Linked DNA regions of Homo sapiens: regions 1, 2, 3 and 5 are each linked to region 4. Evidence: chromatin contacts called from ENCODE Hi-C or POLR2A ChIA-PET data. All regions are on one chromosome and are shown on one strand. Each heading gives the region's core, a stretch centred on a gene start or an enhancer-like site at or near the end of the contact. The rest is flanking DNA. Distances are from core to core; before and after follow the strand shown. Region 1 holds the start of ZMIZ2 (zinc finger MIZ-type containing 2). Region 2 holds the start of OGDH (oxoglutarate dehydrogenase). Region 3 holds the start of H2AZ2-DT (H2AZ2 divergent transcript). Region 4 holds the start of LINC00957 (long intergenic non-protein coding RNA 957). Region 5 holds the start of PURB (purine rich element binding protein B).

The links. Hi-C counts contacts between places; a loop is a spot of excess contacts on that map. ChIA-PET counts read pairs that join two places held with the same protein, here RNA polymerase II (POLR2A). Pooled maps may share reads with other maps.
Region 1: a loop to region 4 is called in a pooled map, with 7 times the contacts of the local background. The contact joins the promoter of ZMIZ2 here to the promoter of LINC00957 in region 4. A Hi-C loop is called at or near these places in 1 of 37 single-sample maps with no recorded cell type and 8 of 50 pooled maps. POLR2A ChIA-PET finds 5 or more read pairs at or near these places in 1 of 52 experiments (activated CD4-positive, alpha-beta T cell).
Region 2: a loop to region 4 is called in a pooled map, with 8 times the contacts of the local background. The contact joins the promoter of OGDH here to the promoter of LINC00957 in region 4. A Hi-C loop is called at or near these places in 1 of 37 single-sample maps with no recorded cell type and 8 of 50 pooled maps. POLR2A ChIA-PET finds 5 or more read pairs at or near these places in 1 of 52 experiments (MCF 10A).
Region 3: a loop to region 4 is called in a map of CD14-positive monocyte, with 4 times the contacts of the local background. The contact joins the promoter of H2AZ2-DT here to the promoter of LINC00957 in region 4. A Hi-C loop is called at or near these places in 2 of 168 maps with a recorded cell type or tissue (CD14-positive monocyte and naive thymus-derived CD4-positive, alpha-beta T cell), 1 of 37 single-sample maps with no recorded cell type and 9 of 50 pooled maps.
Region 5: a pooled map shows a loop between it and region 4 (7-fold over the local background). The contact joins the promoter of PURB here to the promoter of LINC00957 in region 4. A Hi-C loop is called at or near these places in 1 of 37 single-sample maps with no recorded cell type and 12 of 50 pooled maps. POLR2A ChIA-PET finds 5 or more read pairs at or near these places in 2 of 52 experiments (CD4-positive, alpha-beta memory T cell and activated CD4-positive, alpha-beta T cell).

What each region holds. Positions count from the first base shown.
Region 1 is chr7:44,747,558-44,750,257 of GRCh38, reverse strand. ZMIZ2 (zinc finger MIZ-type containing 2) reads right to left here and starts at 1,411. Exons shown (of 19, transcript NM_031449.4): 1 at 1,267-1,411. RefSeq lists silencers at 1,107-1,156, 1,167-1,276, 1,387-1,916.
Region 2 is chr7:44,605,193-44,608,008 of GRCh38, reverse strand. OGDH (oxoglutarate dehydrogenase) reads right to left here and starts at 1,382. Exons shown (of 23, transcript NM_002541.4): 1 at 1,356-1,382. RefSeq lists enhancers at 393-732, 408-971, 1,223-1,822 and a silencer at 953-1,182.
Region 3 is chr7:44,846,958-44,849,722 of GRCh38, reverse strand. It overlaps H2AZ2-DT (H2AZ2 divergent transcript), which reads right to left and starts at 1,252. Exons shown (of 2, transcript NR_187581.1): 1 at 1,202-1,252; 2 at 158-264. H2AZ2 (H2A.Z variant histone 2) reads left to right here and starts at 1,636. Exons shown (of 5, transcript NM_012412.5): 1 at 1,636-1,754. The coding sequence starts at 1,752. RefSeq lists silencers at 1,301-1,360, 1,621-2,010 and enhancers at 937-1,495, 1,496-2,053.
Region 4 is chr7:44,037,688-44,040,396 of GRCh38, reverse strand. It overlaps LINC00957 (long intergenic non-protein coding RNA 957), which reads right to left and starts at 1,348. Exons shown (of 3, transcript NR_072982.1): 1 at 1,248-1,348; 2 at 35-503. It also overlaps the pseudogene RASA4CP. RefSeq lists a silencer at 1-62.
Region 5 is chr7:44,884,213-44,886,912 of GRCh38, reverse strand. PURB (purine rich element binding protein B) reads left to right here and starts at 1,383. Exons shown (of 1, transcript NM_033224.5): 1 at 1,383-2,700. The coding sequence starts at 1,565. The coding sequence ends at 2,503. RefSeq lists enhancers at 954-1,203, 1,352-2,311 and silencers at 1,194-1,553, 1,844-1,893.

The DNA of each region.
Region 1 (2,700 bases), core at 162-2,661, 710 kb before region 4:
GACATTTCAGTGAACAGCTGAAGGGACAACCTTAACCTGGCATCAGTTTACAATGTGTAAGATGGATATCTGGTAGCATCCTAGGACTGAGGACACATGACCACCTTCATGTCATCAGCCCTTGGGAGCTCAATCCCAATAATCAGGATGCTCCCCAAACATCTTAGGCCTGTCCTTCAGAAATCTACAACCGGCAACTGTCACCTGCTTGTTCTCTTCATTTACACTTCCAGCTTGTAACTATCCCCTGGGCATGACAAGGGCTAGAGGTCAGTACCTCTGGAAGTTAAGATTCCTTCACTTCTCCTGTTTCCACACTAAGCATCAAGGGATGCCCTCTGGTTCTAGCTTGCCAGAACTTGGTGGTGAGTCTGTGTCCATCCTATCCGTAATCACCACGGTCTCAGACCAAGTCACATGTTCCGTGTGTGTCCCTGTGAAATCTGCGATGACACAAATTAAAGACACCACCATGGATGTTCTGTAATACTGGAAAGAGGGTACCCTAGGGAGAAGGAGAGGCAGAACACTGCAGGGCAGAGGGTCCAGGGAATGGGAGGAGAGACACGGTAGGTGGAGGGGTAAACAAGGCACCGGGTGGGGGTGCCGCGGTGAAGGACACCTGGCACTAGGGAAGACAAGGCACCTCAGGGGAGCAGGGCATCCTCACGCCTGAGCTTCAGTATGTCCAGTTTGGAAAGGGGTGTCCCCATCAAAACTGGCAGCTGGGGGCTGGCCGCTCAGCGTCGTTCAGCCCAGGAGCGGAACAGCTCCTCCGCGAGCAGGTGACGGCCTCAGACGGCCCCCACATCGCCGTGCTGGTGGGCACGTAAGTAGGAGCGGAGGGGCGTACCATGTAGGTGAGACTGCCTGGCCCCAAAGCTAGGAACGATCAGGTTGGAGCGAAGGCCCGGCCAGCCTTCATCGCTCAGGAGAACCCCGAGCGCCGCTTACACCCCTCGGCCAGCCTCCAACAAAGACTCAGGGGAGGGCTGGATGACCCTGACGCCCACGGGGCCGAGCCTGCCCAAGACCACGACGCACGCGTGGCAGGTGCCGGCAGGTGGGCGGCAGAGCCTCTAGCCCCAGCCCAGCTGTGAACCCTACCGTGGCGCCGCAGCGGAACCGGGGCGCCCCGGGCGACCAGCTACACCTGCCTGCCCGCCCGCACCTGCCGGCCCGCACCTGCCGCACCTGCCTGCCCCCGCCGGCCCACACCTGCCTGCTGGCGGCGTTGCCAGGGGCCACCCCCAGGACCCCGCTCACCTCCGCCCGGCCTGGCCCGGCCCCTCGCCGTGGCGGCCCCCGGCCCGCGCCGCTCCATGCGCTCAGCCCGCCCTCCGCGCCGCCCGCCGCCCCGGGGCCGCCGCCACCCGCGCCATCGCGCCGCCGCCCGCTCCGAGGGCACAATGGAGCCGCCGCCGCGCCGCTCATGCATATGCATGACGCCGCGCAGCCGGCCCCGCCTCCCAGGCCAGAGCAGCAGAGCCCCGAGCCGGCGCTCGGGGCGGGGGCGGCCGCGAGCCCGAGCGGCCCAAAGCGGCAGGGTGGGGCCAGGGCCGCAGGTGGCTGGGCGGGCAGGAGACGCAGCCTGATCGCGACCTGCGCCCCCAGCCCCCTCCACACCTTTCTGAACGCGGCGTCGGCAGAGCCACTGCGCTCTTCCTGCTCGCAGTCCGCCGGGAGCGGGGCGGGGCCGGGCGGCGGAGGCGGGGCCAGGACGCCGGGGCGGGGCCGAGTGGAAGGCGGGGCCAAGGTGCCGGGGCGGGGTCGGGAGGAGGAGGCGGATCCAGAGAGCCGGGGTGGGGCCAGGGCTCGGGGCGGGCCCCGGCGGAGGAGGAAAGGAAGAGTGAGTCCTTGCCCTTCCCCCACCCGCCCCGCCCGCGCCCCGCCCGCGCCCCCCCTGCTTCCTGGGAGTCCATTGCTCTGGCCCGGCGGGCGGGGACACGACTGGGAGACAGAGAGACCCAGGGTGCCACTTTTGGGAGGGGATCTTATTAAAGGACTCCGGAAGCCCCTCGTTAAAGCAGAAAACTAAACTTAACAAGTTCGCTGTCCTCACTGCTCAGTTCTCTCTTCCCAGTGGTTCTCCTTCTGGAAAAAGTCACTATTGAGCTAGTCTAGCCTGATGGAATAGCCTCTCTGATCAGTTTCGATCTTTGAAATGCTATTATCAGCCTTTAAGTTATTCTTGACTTTTCCTACCGTAAGTTGAGGAAGACCACATTCTCTCAACTACCCATAATTAATTTTTCTTAATTGTGGTAAAATACACATAACGTAAAACTTACCATCTTAACTGTTTCCAAGTGTAGTTCTGTGGCACCAAGTACATTCACATTCTTGTGCAACCACCAACCGTCTCCAGGACTTTTTCATCTTCTCAAATGGAAACTCCATACCCAGTAAACACTAGCTCCCCATTCTTTCCTCCTCCTAGCCTTTGGCATTCACTATTCGTCTCTAAATTAGACTACTCTAAGGACATCGTATAAGTGGAATCATACATTATATGTCTTTTTGTGACAGTCTTACTTTAGTTAGCACAGTGTCCTCACTTCCATCCATGTTGTGGCATGTGTCAGAATTTCTTTCTTTCTTTCTTTCTTTCTTTCTTTCTTTCTTTCTTTCTTTCTTTCCTTTCTCTCTCTCTTTCTTTCTTTCTTTCTTTCCTTCCTTCTTTCCTTCCTTCTTCCCTCC
Region 2 (2,816 bases), core at 133-2,632, 570 kb before region 4:
TAATGAGGGGCCGGGCGCAGTGGCTCACGCCTGTAATCCCAGCACTTTGGGGGCCGAGGCGGGCGGATCACCTGAGGTCAGGAGTTCGAGAATAGCCTGGCCAAGGTGGTGAAAACCCGTCTCTACTAAAAATACAAAAATTAGCCGGGCGTGATGGCGCGTGCCTGTAATATCAGCTACTTGGGAGGCTGAGGCAGGAGAATCACTTGAACCCAGGAAGGCAGAGGTTGCAGTGAGCCGAGATCGCGCCACAGCACTCCAGCCTGGGCGACAGAGACTCCATCTCAAACAAGACAACAACAACAAAAAATGAGCATACAGTGATCTTTATTCAACTTCCCAAGATCCAGTCCTCAGCTAATTTACAAAACTACAATAGTGTTACATACTCTCCTAGGTCTACACGGCAAAGTACAGTTTGACTGTTGCAACTAGTGCTGCCTTACAAAAAAAGGCTTTATCCCATGCCACCCATCCTAAACCCAGCTGTTCAGAGCAGTGTACCTGGAAATCAGCCTCAAAGTACGGACTGCAAGACAAGGCACAAGGAAACCCTAACACGAAGTCCTATGTTCTGGGCAAAGGGATGGGGATGGCAGGTGGGACGCACCCAGGTCAGGGCGAGGGCGCGGCAAGTTTTCTATTAAATCTCAGTAGATTACAACTCATATCCAATGTCTGATATATTTTCGAGGGAAAATGGTGCTTGAAAGATGTTTCTACGAGAAATAAGCTTCATCTCGGTCAATCTGTTCGACCCAACTTCTGGCAGCAGGTGTGGGGGCGGCGCCAAGGTCTGCGCGGTAATCCAAACAGGCAGTCCCACCCAGGGCCACCCCAAAGCCAGATGCTCCGACGCAACTCGAGCAGGCCACACTGTCTTTCGGACAAAGCGACGCGGTCCTCACAGGCGGGAAGGAGAGTGCGTCCCGGTCGGGAAGGACGCCGTCGGAGAGCGGCCTAACCACGTGACGCCCGCGGCGACCTTGGGGGTCACCCCTGCGGACGCACCGCCCTCTCCCTCACATCCGCCGCCGCGCCCGCCCCCCGCTCGCCCACCGCCAATGGCGCGTCGCTCCGCGCCCCGCGCGACCTCGGAGCCCGCCCGTACCCGCCAATCTCCGCCCGCCGGGCAGGCCCCGCGGCTCCATTGGCTGCCACGGCCATCCATCAGGTCCCGTCCCTCCTACCACCCTCCGTGAGCCCCACTCCATCCAGCTCCACTCCCCTGTCACCGCGGCGCCCGCAGCACCAAGGGCGCGGCGGCCTCCCCCTTTACCGCGATCTCCAACCCCGGGCCGCCAAGCGCCGCGACACCCGGCACTGGGACGGGCGCGGCGACAGCGCACGGTTACCTGTCTCCGGCTCAGCTCCACCCGAATGAGGCGCCGACACCCCACTCCGGGGCTCCAAACTCTCGGCCCCGCCCCGGCGTATGGCGTCAACACGTAGCCCTCCCCTGGAGAAGAATGCCCTCCCCTCTTACAGAGGACCGATTCGTGACGTCACAGAGCCGCGCCGGGCGTCACAGCGCCGACTGCGCAGTTGCAGAAGCCAGGGCCAGCTGGAGCCCAGCTGTTTGCTCCGCTAGAGAGATGAGGTTGTCTATGGACTTCCAGCGGCTTCTGCTATCATAAATAATTTCTGAAAGTAAGATATCTCTAGCGCCTGGTAGGAACCTATCAAGAGATAGTTGGGTTGATGTGAAACTTAGCGCACAAAAATAAACAATTTGAATAACAGAATCTCCGTTTTTGAGATTGTCCTGGGTCAGGCTTTGTGACAAGCGCTTCACCGGCGCTATTGTGTAACAATCTGTGAGACAGGTGTTCCTATCCCCGGTCTACAAATGACAGTTGGCAGTGCTGGGATCTTGCCCGGGATCTTGCCTGGGTTTTCTTGACTTTAGAGCTACCTATCAAAGATAAAACGTGGCTAATTAACCTGTCACAACCTGTTGATTGTAAGATGTTCCCTATTTTAAAGTATTAAAATTTGGGGAAAGGCCGGGCGCGGTGGCTCACGCCTGTAATCCCAGTACTTTGGGAGGCCGAAGCGGGCGGATCACTTGAGGTCAGGAGTTCGAGACCAGCTTGACCAACATGGGGAAACCCCGTCTCTACTAAAAATACAAAAATTAGCTGGGCGTGGTGGCGATCCCAGCTACTCGGGAGGCTGAGGCAGGAGAGTCGCTAGAACCCGGGAGACGGAGGTTGCGGTGTGCCGAGATCGTGCCATTGCACTCCAGCCTGGGCAACAAGAGCGAAAATCCGTCTCAAAAAACAAACAAAAAAAGGGGGCGTATAAGTGCTTATTATAGAACAAAGTTAGGGTAATGTATGTGACAAGGATCTAGAGACTGGAAGAGGTGAAGAGACCAAGGAACAAACTTCTGTATTCTTTTTTCCTTTTTTTTTTTTAAATAAATTACGGTAAAAATGTATGTACTAAACATTTGCAGCTGGGTGCAGTGGCTCACGCTTGTAATCCCAGCACTTCGGGAGGTGGAGGCGGGAGGATCGCTTGAGCTCAGGAGTTCCAGATCAGCCTGGGGAACAGAGCAAGATCTCATTTCTACTAAAAAATCAAGAAAATTAGCCAGGTGTAGTGGCACTCACCTGTAGTCTCAGCTAATTGGGAGGCTGAGGCAGGAGGATCTCTTGAGCCTGAGAGATTGAGGCTGCAGTGAGCTATGATTGTACCACTGCACTCCAGCCTGGGCCAGAGAGCAAGATACTGTCTTTTTTTTTTTAATGCCATTTTAACCATTTTTAGGTGTATAACTCAGTGGCATTAATTACATTCACAATATTATG
Region 3 (2,765 bases), core at 3-2,502, 810 kb before region 4:
ATCGCTTGAACTCAGGAGGCGGAGGTTGCAGTGAGCCCAGATCACACCACTGCACTCCATCCAGCCTGGGCAACAGAGTGAGACTTCATCTCAAAAAGTAAATAAATAAATAAATTGTGTTAACACTGTGGAAGAAAAACGATCGCTGGAGAGCCTGTGCACTCACATACATCCTTTAATTTTTACAACAGCTTCCGGGGGAAGGCGATTCCACTTTAGAGCTTTTCTTCCTTTCTAGCTGGGAGTTATCCTCCAAATTTTAACCTAATGATGTAAGCAAAATAAACACACTGAAGAGGTTGAGAAAAGAAAAACGGCTCACAACAGTCTGAGCTCTGTGAGGTCTGCAAAATGTATTAGGCCTAGAGGGACATGAGTATGGGACTTCGGTTATGCCCACCCTCTGCCCCCACATACACACATACCCAATCCCATGCATACCCAATTGTTTAAAGTCATTTCATTCCTGACTATCGGCCTCATCCATTACCTTTTTTTTTATTATTATTTTTTAGACAGGGTATATTCTGTCTCCCAAGCTGGAGTGCAGTGGTGCGATCATGACTCACTGCAGCCTCGACCTCCTGGGCTCAAGAGATCCTCCTGTCTCAGTCTTGACAGTAGGTGAGGCTACAGGTTCGCGCCACCAAGCCGGCCCCATTATCTTCGTGTTCTTAGAATTTGTAATACATGCCGGGCGCGGTGGCTCACGCCTGTAATCCCAGTACTTTGGGAGGCAAAGGGGGGCAGATCACCTGAGGTCAGGAGTTCGAGACCAGCCTGACCAACACGGAGAAACCCCGTCTCTATTAAAAATACAAAAGTTAGCTGGGCATTGGGGCGCGCGCCTGTAGTCCCAGGACTCCATCTCTAAAAAAGGAAAAAGAATTTGTCATACAAATAACAATATGTAGCCAATTGATAGCTTTTGTTTTTGTTTGTTTGTTTTGAGACGATGCGTCGCCCAGCTGGAGTGCAGTGGCGCGATCTCGGCTCACTGCAACCTCCGCCTCCGGGGTTCAAGCGATTCTCCCGCCTCAGCCTGCCGCGGACCTTGTCAGGGTCCGCGCTGAGAGGACGTCAGGGTAGTCAGTCCGCCAGAATACGGCTGAGCATGAGGCCTGCCTAACCTTGAAACCCAGCGCCCTCCTGATCCACACGTTCTAAGACGAATAAATCCTCACAGTCTGTGAAAACCCACCAGGAGAAGCACGTCCAACACTCTTTACCTCCCCAAACAAGTCTCAGAAGCGGGAAAACCAACGCCGCGAATGGGCGGGAAAGCCACAGCGCCTGCAATCGCTTCACCTTATTAGCTAATTTTGCTGTCCTTCCCAGTGGCCCGCCTCCCTTGCTCGCGGGCGATATTTTTATTGGCTTTCGTCTGCGAGGCGTCCAATCTCATTGGTTTGCCTTTCTGTTCGTCAGGCTTGGGCGCCTGGTGAAAGGCAGAGAGCGCGTCACTATTGGGGCTGGAGGCCCCGCCTCCGCGTGCCGTGTGCAAAAACAAACAGCCGTTAGGAAGGCGGTGCCGGGGGGGCGGGGTCTGGCTAGAAGGAGGCGCGCGATTGAACAGCCGCTGGGGTTCGAACCAGCAAGACAAGCGGGCATTGGCCACAGCAGCGCGAGGCGGGCACGGGGTATTGTCCGGCTCCGGCGGCGGCGGTCGGTGCTGCGAGAGCGGCGGCGGCGGCGCGGGTCGGCAGCGGGAGGGCGCGCGGCCGAGCGGAGGCGGAGTCGGCGCCGAGAACATGGTAAGGGCGGCCGGGTGGGCCGGGGGCACGGGGCCTGGGAGAGCAGAGCGCGGAGGCCCTGGCGTCGGCGCCGCTACCTGTGGAGTCGGGAGTTTGCGGGTGTCTGGGCTTCGTCCGGCCGAGCCCCTCGCCGCCCGCCGGGGGGCGCCATGTCCCAGCTGCGGAGCCCGACACGGGTCCCCGGGTGAGAGCTGGGCCTGGCCGGGTAGAGCGCGAAGTCTGTTCCGAGCCGGATAGATCTGTCCCGACGCTTGTGACGCTGCACCGCCCGTCTTAGAAGGAGGAGGACGGCAGAATCCGGCTTGGAAATGTAGAAACAAGTGCTGGATCTTAATGTGATCGCTTCTCTGTATGAATGAGGTCAAACAGGCTGCCGCTGTACAAGTTAGATAAGTCTTTGGCGATGTTTGGTTACGTAATCTCCCTGGCAGTCAGTTTGAGGGTTTCTGCGAAAGGGTGCTTGTATTTGTGGTCTTTTGAGCGACAAAGAATGGTTTTATAGACCAGAACCACACGATTTGTTCTAGGTGATTGCACAGGTTAGAAATGAACGCCCGTTATCTTCTGAGCCCCTTGCAGTTTGCGGTTTTCATTATACAACAGTACTTTCCTTTGCCCTTGCTATGGATTTTCAGTCTTAAAGTATTCATCTTTTCATTCTGAAATTCAGATCTAGATAAGAAGAGTGTGGCTTTAAAAAAATGAAAGTGAATAGAACTTCAGCCCCATTTTAAAGTTGAGGGGAAAAGAGAAGGTGCTAAAGGATACGCTCTGAGTTGCATCAAAGATTGTGTAAAAATAATAAGACTGTTATGGAATCTTATTTTTGCCGGTATTCGTGCTTTAAGCATTCTGTTGAAAGGTTACTTCAACGGGAGCTACCTGCTTAAAAGTTAGCACCAAGCTGTCATTTATCATACTGCAGATAGTATTAGATGATTTGTCTTGTGCTTGATGTGACAGATATGGTATTGAATAGACATAACACCTAACTGTAAACAGATTGGCCAG
Region 4 (2,709 bases), core at 99-2,598:
AGCCCGCGCTCTTCCGCACCCCTCCAGAATGTACCGTTCATCGCCGTCACCAGCTTCCTGTGCCTGCGCTTCTTCTCTCCCGCCATCATGTCGCCCAAGCTCTTCCACCTGCGGGAGCGCCACGCGGACGCCCGCACCAGCCGCACCCTGCTCCTGTTGGCCAAGGTGCGGGCCTTGCGGCCACGGGCGGGATGCACAGCTGGGTGTCCTACCGGGGCCCTGGCCTGGACTGCAGAGTGTTCCCTACCGGCTCCGGCGAGGCCACTGGCACGCCCACGTAGGCACTGCACTTCACAGTTTGCAAAGCCTTCCTGTGGCCACCTTGTCCGAGTTCCATCTCATGGATAAGGGAACAGGCCTGCGAGGGGTCGGGGGTTGCCAAGGCCGCCCATCCTGTCGGTGGTGAATCGCGGGACCTTCCAACCCAGGTCTGCTTACTCTCAGGCTGCACCTATGTGCCCGGCACCGGGGTGGGGTATCCAGTGCAGCAGCGTCAGTTAAACCTACAGAGGAAGGCCCAAGTGGTCTCAGTTATCATAAGGCATCAAACTTCATGATCCTCTCCTCCCTGATCCCTAGTGGGGCTGGAGGGGGCCCGTGGGCATGGCCTCTGTCGCCTCTGCCTCCATCGCTACAGCTGAGTAGCAAAGACTTGGGGAGGGGGGGTGGGAGGGGGTGCAGTGGCTAGGCCCCTAACCTAGCAGAACCTGGTCCTTCCTGCTGTCACCTCCAGGCAGTCCAGAACGTGGGCAACATGGACACGCCGGCTTCCAGGGCCAAGGAGGCTTGGATGGAGCCGCTGCAGCCCACCGTGCGCCAGGGCGTGGCGCAGCTGAAGGACTTCATCACCAAGCTCGTGGACATCGAGGAGAAGGACGGTGAGCGCCGCCCTGCACAGACCCGCCCACAGCCTACTGCTGACGTTTGCTCCGCCCTTGAGCCCCACGGCCCCACCCACCGCTGTTTGTTCCTCTCGTGGCCCCACCCACCGCCTGCTGTTGACATTTGCCAGGCCCCCAGGCCATAGACCCACGCACCACTGTTTGTGCTTCCTGTGACCCTGCCCACTGCCTGCTGTTGACGTTTGCCCCACCCCTAGACCCATGGCCTCACCTCCCATCATCTGTGCCTGTTGACATTTGCTCCATCCTTGAGCTCCATAGCCCCGCCGCCACCTGCTACTGACGCGTGTCCCGCCTCCAAGCCCATGGCCCTGCCTTCCTCAGTCCACCTGTCACCCCGCTCACCACCAGCTGTTGATGTTTGCTCCGCCCTTGAGCCCCATGACTACGTCCACTGCCTGCTGTTCAGATTTGCTCAGCCCTTGAGCCCCATGGCCCCGCCCACTGCTCCGCCCCCCCCCCCCAGTCCCGCCCTCATTCCCTGGGCTCTCTATTCCCCTCCCTCCCTGGCCTGGCAGAGCTGGACCTGCAGCGGACGCTGAGTTTGCAGGCGCCACCTGTGAAGGAGGGGCCACTCTTCATCCACAGGACCAAGGGCAAGGGCCCCCTCATGTCCTCCTCCTTCAAGAAGCTCTACTTCTCCCTCACTACCGAGGCCCTCAGCTTCGCGAAGACGCCCAGCTCCAAGGTGGGTAAGGAGGGAGGCCGGCAAGTGGGGCTCTGAGAGGCCGGCAAGTGGGGCACCTTAGAGGCACCTGTCCCCTTCCTTGGAGCCCACTTGAGGTACCCCCGGGGTCAGAGAAGAAAGCCAGGTGTGTGGCATCTGTACTGCTTGTCAGAACCTAGGAGGGCCGGGCACGGTGGCTCACGCCTGTAATCCCAGGACTTTGGGAGGCCAAGGCGGGTGGATCACTTGAGGTTAGGAGTTTGAGACCAGCCTGGCCAACATGGAGAAACCCCGTCTCTACTAAAAATACAAAAAATCAGCCGGGTGTGGTGGTGGGTGCCTGTAGTCCCAGCTACTCGGGAGCCTGAGGCACGGGAATCGCTTGAACCCGGGAGGCAGAAGTTGCAGTGAGCCGAGATCGTGCCACTGCACTCCAACCTGGGCAACAGAGCAAGACTCCGTCTCAAAAAAAAAAATGAATATGGAGGAAGTTGATCCGACCTTACCAGGTTGTTGAGGATTAAATGAGATGATCTCCCTAAGGGTCCTGACCCAGGGCCTGGCAGGTAGTACTATTTAGGCAAATGGTATTATTAAAGATAGTACATCACCTGGGCTGCTAGATGAGTAGGAGGCTAGGGCAAACAGGGGAGGCTTCCTGGAACGGGCAGGAATATAGAAGCATGGAATCTTGGTGTGGGAGGGGATCTCAAAGATCACCTTGTACAGCCCTCTCTGAGTCATGGGTCACCTCTCCTGCAAGCTCTCTTCTCCCAGGAAGGGCTGAGGACATACTTCCTCCATGGACCTGGTGACTGCTTGCTGTACACCTGCCCCTAGTCATGCAGGCTATGGGGATGATCTTCCAGGAGTACCCAGCCTAGCCCTGGGCAGGTGAGAGCAGGCTAGGAGTAGGTGAAGGAGCTCATCACCCACCCTGTTCTCAACCAGCTCAGGGGTCCCACCAGATGAGGGGCCCGCCCCTTCCGACCAAAGACCCCTCAGATGATGATAATTATTTTTTGAGACAGGGTCTTGCTCTGTCACCCAGACTGTAGTGCAGTGGTGCGATCATAGCTGACTGCAGCCTCAAACTCCTGGGCTCAAGCAATCTTCCTGCCTCAGCCTCCTGAGTAGCTG
Region 5 (2,700 bases), core at 134-2,633, 850 kb before region 4:
TATTGGGTTATCTATTATTTGTGTTCTTTACAAGTCCATTGTTGGATTCACTATCTATGAATAACTACATTTAGGCTGGGTGTGGTGGCTCACATCTGTAATCCCAGCACTTTGGGAGGCTGAGGCGGGCAGATCACCTGAGGTCAGGAGTTCAAGACCAGCCTGGCCAACATTGTGGAACCCCATCTCTACTAAAAATACAAAAATTAGCCGGGTGTGGTGGCGGTTGCCTGTAATCCCAGCTACTCAGGAGGCTGAGGTAGGAGAATTGCTTGAACCCGGGAGGTGGAGGGTGTAATGAGCTAAAATCACGCCACTGCACTCCAGCCTGGGTGACAGAGCAAGACTCAAAAAAAAAAAAAAAAAAATTTAAGGATGAGGACATTTTGGCTTTGGAAAATCAAGTAACTGGTCAAGGTCACAGATTCAAACCCAGTGCAGTTGCAGAGCCTACACTTTTTAACACTATTCCAATTCTGCCTCTTGTTACACCTCAATGCTTACAACAAAAAGACCTCATAGGAATTATTCATTTTATTGATAAAGAAACTAAAGATTGGCAGTCAATTTCCTTAACCACTTTAATATGGCTAACTGTGGGGACAGTTAACTGATCTCTGGATCCCAAATCTAACCTCATCCTAAATCATCTTCTTTCTATATTGTTCCCACAGTGATCTTTCCAAAATGTGAACCTGATCACATACGGTGGCTCCAGACTCTGGGGTAGGCACTAACTCTCCCGCACTGCAAATGGCTTTCCTTGATCTAATCCACCCTCCAGTGTCATCTACGACCATTCTTCAGGCATACACACCCCCAGCTGCTCTGAGCTCCCAGCATCAGGCCCTGGGTGCCTCTGCACTGCCGTCTCCTATGCTGGGTGGCTCTTCTCCAGAGTTGCCAGGCCAACTGCAGTTTGCCCTTCAGAGTCAGCTCATGCCTCCTCTAGGGAACCCCACAGGCTGGTCAGAACCCGCTTCCGAGTGCTCCAAAGGATCTCCCTCCCCCCGGTCGCCAGTGTATAGACTGGAACTCTGTTCCCAGCACACAACCAGCGCGAGCAGGCTGGGGCCTGAGTATGCTCAGCTAACGCCCCGGAAGCGAGAAGGAGGGAAGTGGACGACACCGGAGTCTAAAGTAAAAGTGTCACGGGAAGAGGCGCGTAGACAGACGCAGCGGGCGGCTGAGTCACGCTAAGGCTGGCAAGTCCCCAGGGCTAGAAACCGAGCAGTAACACTAGCCTACTCTCAGCTTGCCGCCCGCCCGGCGCGGCCCCTGACGTCACCCCTCTGCGCCACGCCGCCGCGGCGCTTCCGGCCGCGAGGCCGCGGAGGGCGGGACGGAGTGACTTCACGGGAAATCGCGCGCCGGAAGTGGCTAGGGCTGCACGGAAGTCGCGGGGGCGGGGCGCGGAGGCGATGGGGGGGCGGCGGCGGCCGGCGATGAGCGGCGGGAGCGCGTGAGCGAGCCGGGCGGGCGAGGCTGGGGGGCCCCGGAGCGCGAGCCGGAGGGCGGGGGCGCGAGCGCGGCGGGCGGTGGCGGCGAGGCGGCGGCCTAGAAGATGGCGGACGGCGACAGCGGCAGCGAGCGCGGCGGCGGCGGTGGGCCGTGCGGGTTCCAGCCCGCGTCCCGCGGCGGCGGCGAGCAAGAGACGCAGGAGCTGGCCTCGAAGCGGCTGGACATCCAGAACAAGCGCTTCTACTTAGATGTGAAGCAGAACGCCAAGGGCCGCTTCCTCAAGATCGCCGAGGTGGGCGCGGGCGGTTCCAAGAGCCGCCTCACGCTGTCCATGGCGGTGGCCGCCGAGTTCCGCGACTCGCTGGGCGACTTCATAGAACACTACGCGCAGCTGGGCCCTAGCAGCCCCGAGCAGCTGGCGGCTGGCGCCGAGGAGGGCGGCGGGCCGCGGCGCGCGCTCAAGAGCGAATTCTTGGTGCGTGAGAACCGCAAGTACTACCTGGACCTCAAGGAGAACCAGCGCGGCCGCTTCCTGCGCATCCGCCAAACGGTCAACCGCGGCGGTGGCGGCTTCGGCGCGGGCCCCGGGCCGGGCGGCTTGCAGAGCGGCCAGACCATCGCGCTGCCTGCGCAGGGCCTCATCGAGTTCCGCGACGCGCTGGCGAAGCTCATAGACGACTACGGAGGCGAGGACGACGAGCTGGCAGGCGGCCCGGGAGGCGGCGCCGGGGGCCCAGGGGGCGGCCTGTATGGAGAGCTCCCGGAGGGCACCTCCATCACCGTGGACTCCAAGCGCTTCTTCTTCGATGTGGGCTGCAACAAATACGGGGTGTTTCTGCGAGTGAGCGAGGTGAAGCCGTCCTACCGCAATGCCATCACCGTACCCTTCAAAGCCTGGGGCAAGTTCGGAGGCGCCTTTTGCCGGTATGCGGATGAGATGAAAGAAATCCAGGAACGACAGAGGGATAAGCTTTATGAGCGACGTGGTGGGGGCAGCGGCGGCGGCGAAGAGTCAGAGGGTGAGGAGGTGGATGAGGATTGAAACGGGCAGCTTCCCCTACAGGCCTCCACCCAACCACCATCCCCTTGGCTAGAGAATTCCCTTTCCTGCTCATCCCCAGTGAGCTAGTGGAGAGGGAGCAAGGGAGGCCGCAGAGGGAAAAAACAAAACGTAACACAGTTAAGAGAAATAATCGTAAGAGAACAGTGACGGACAACTTGAGAAAAGCAGTCAAGTTC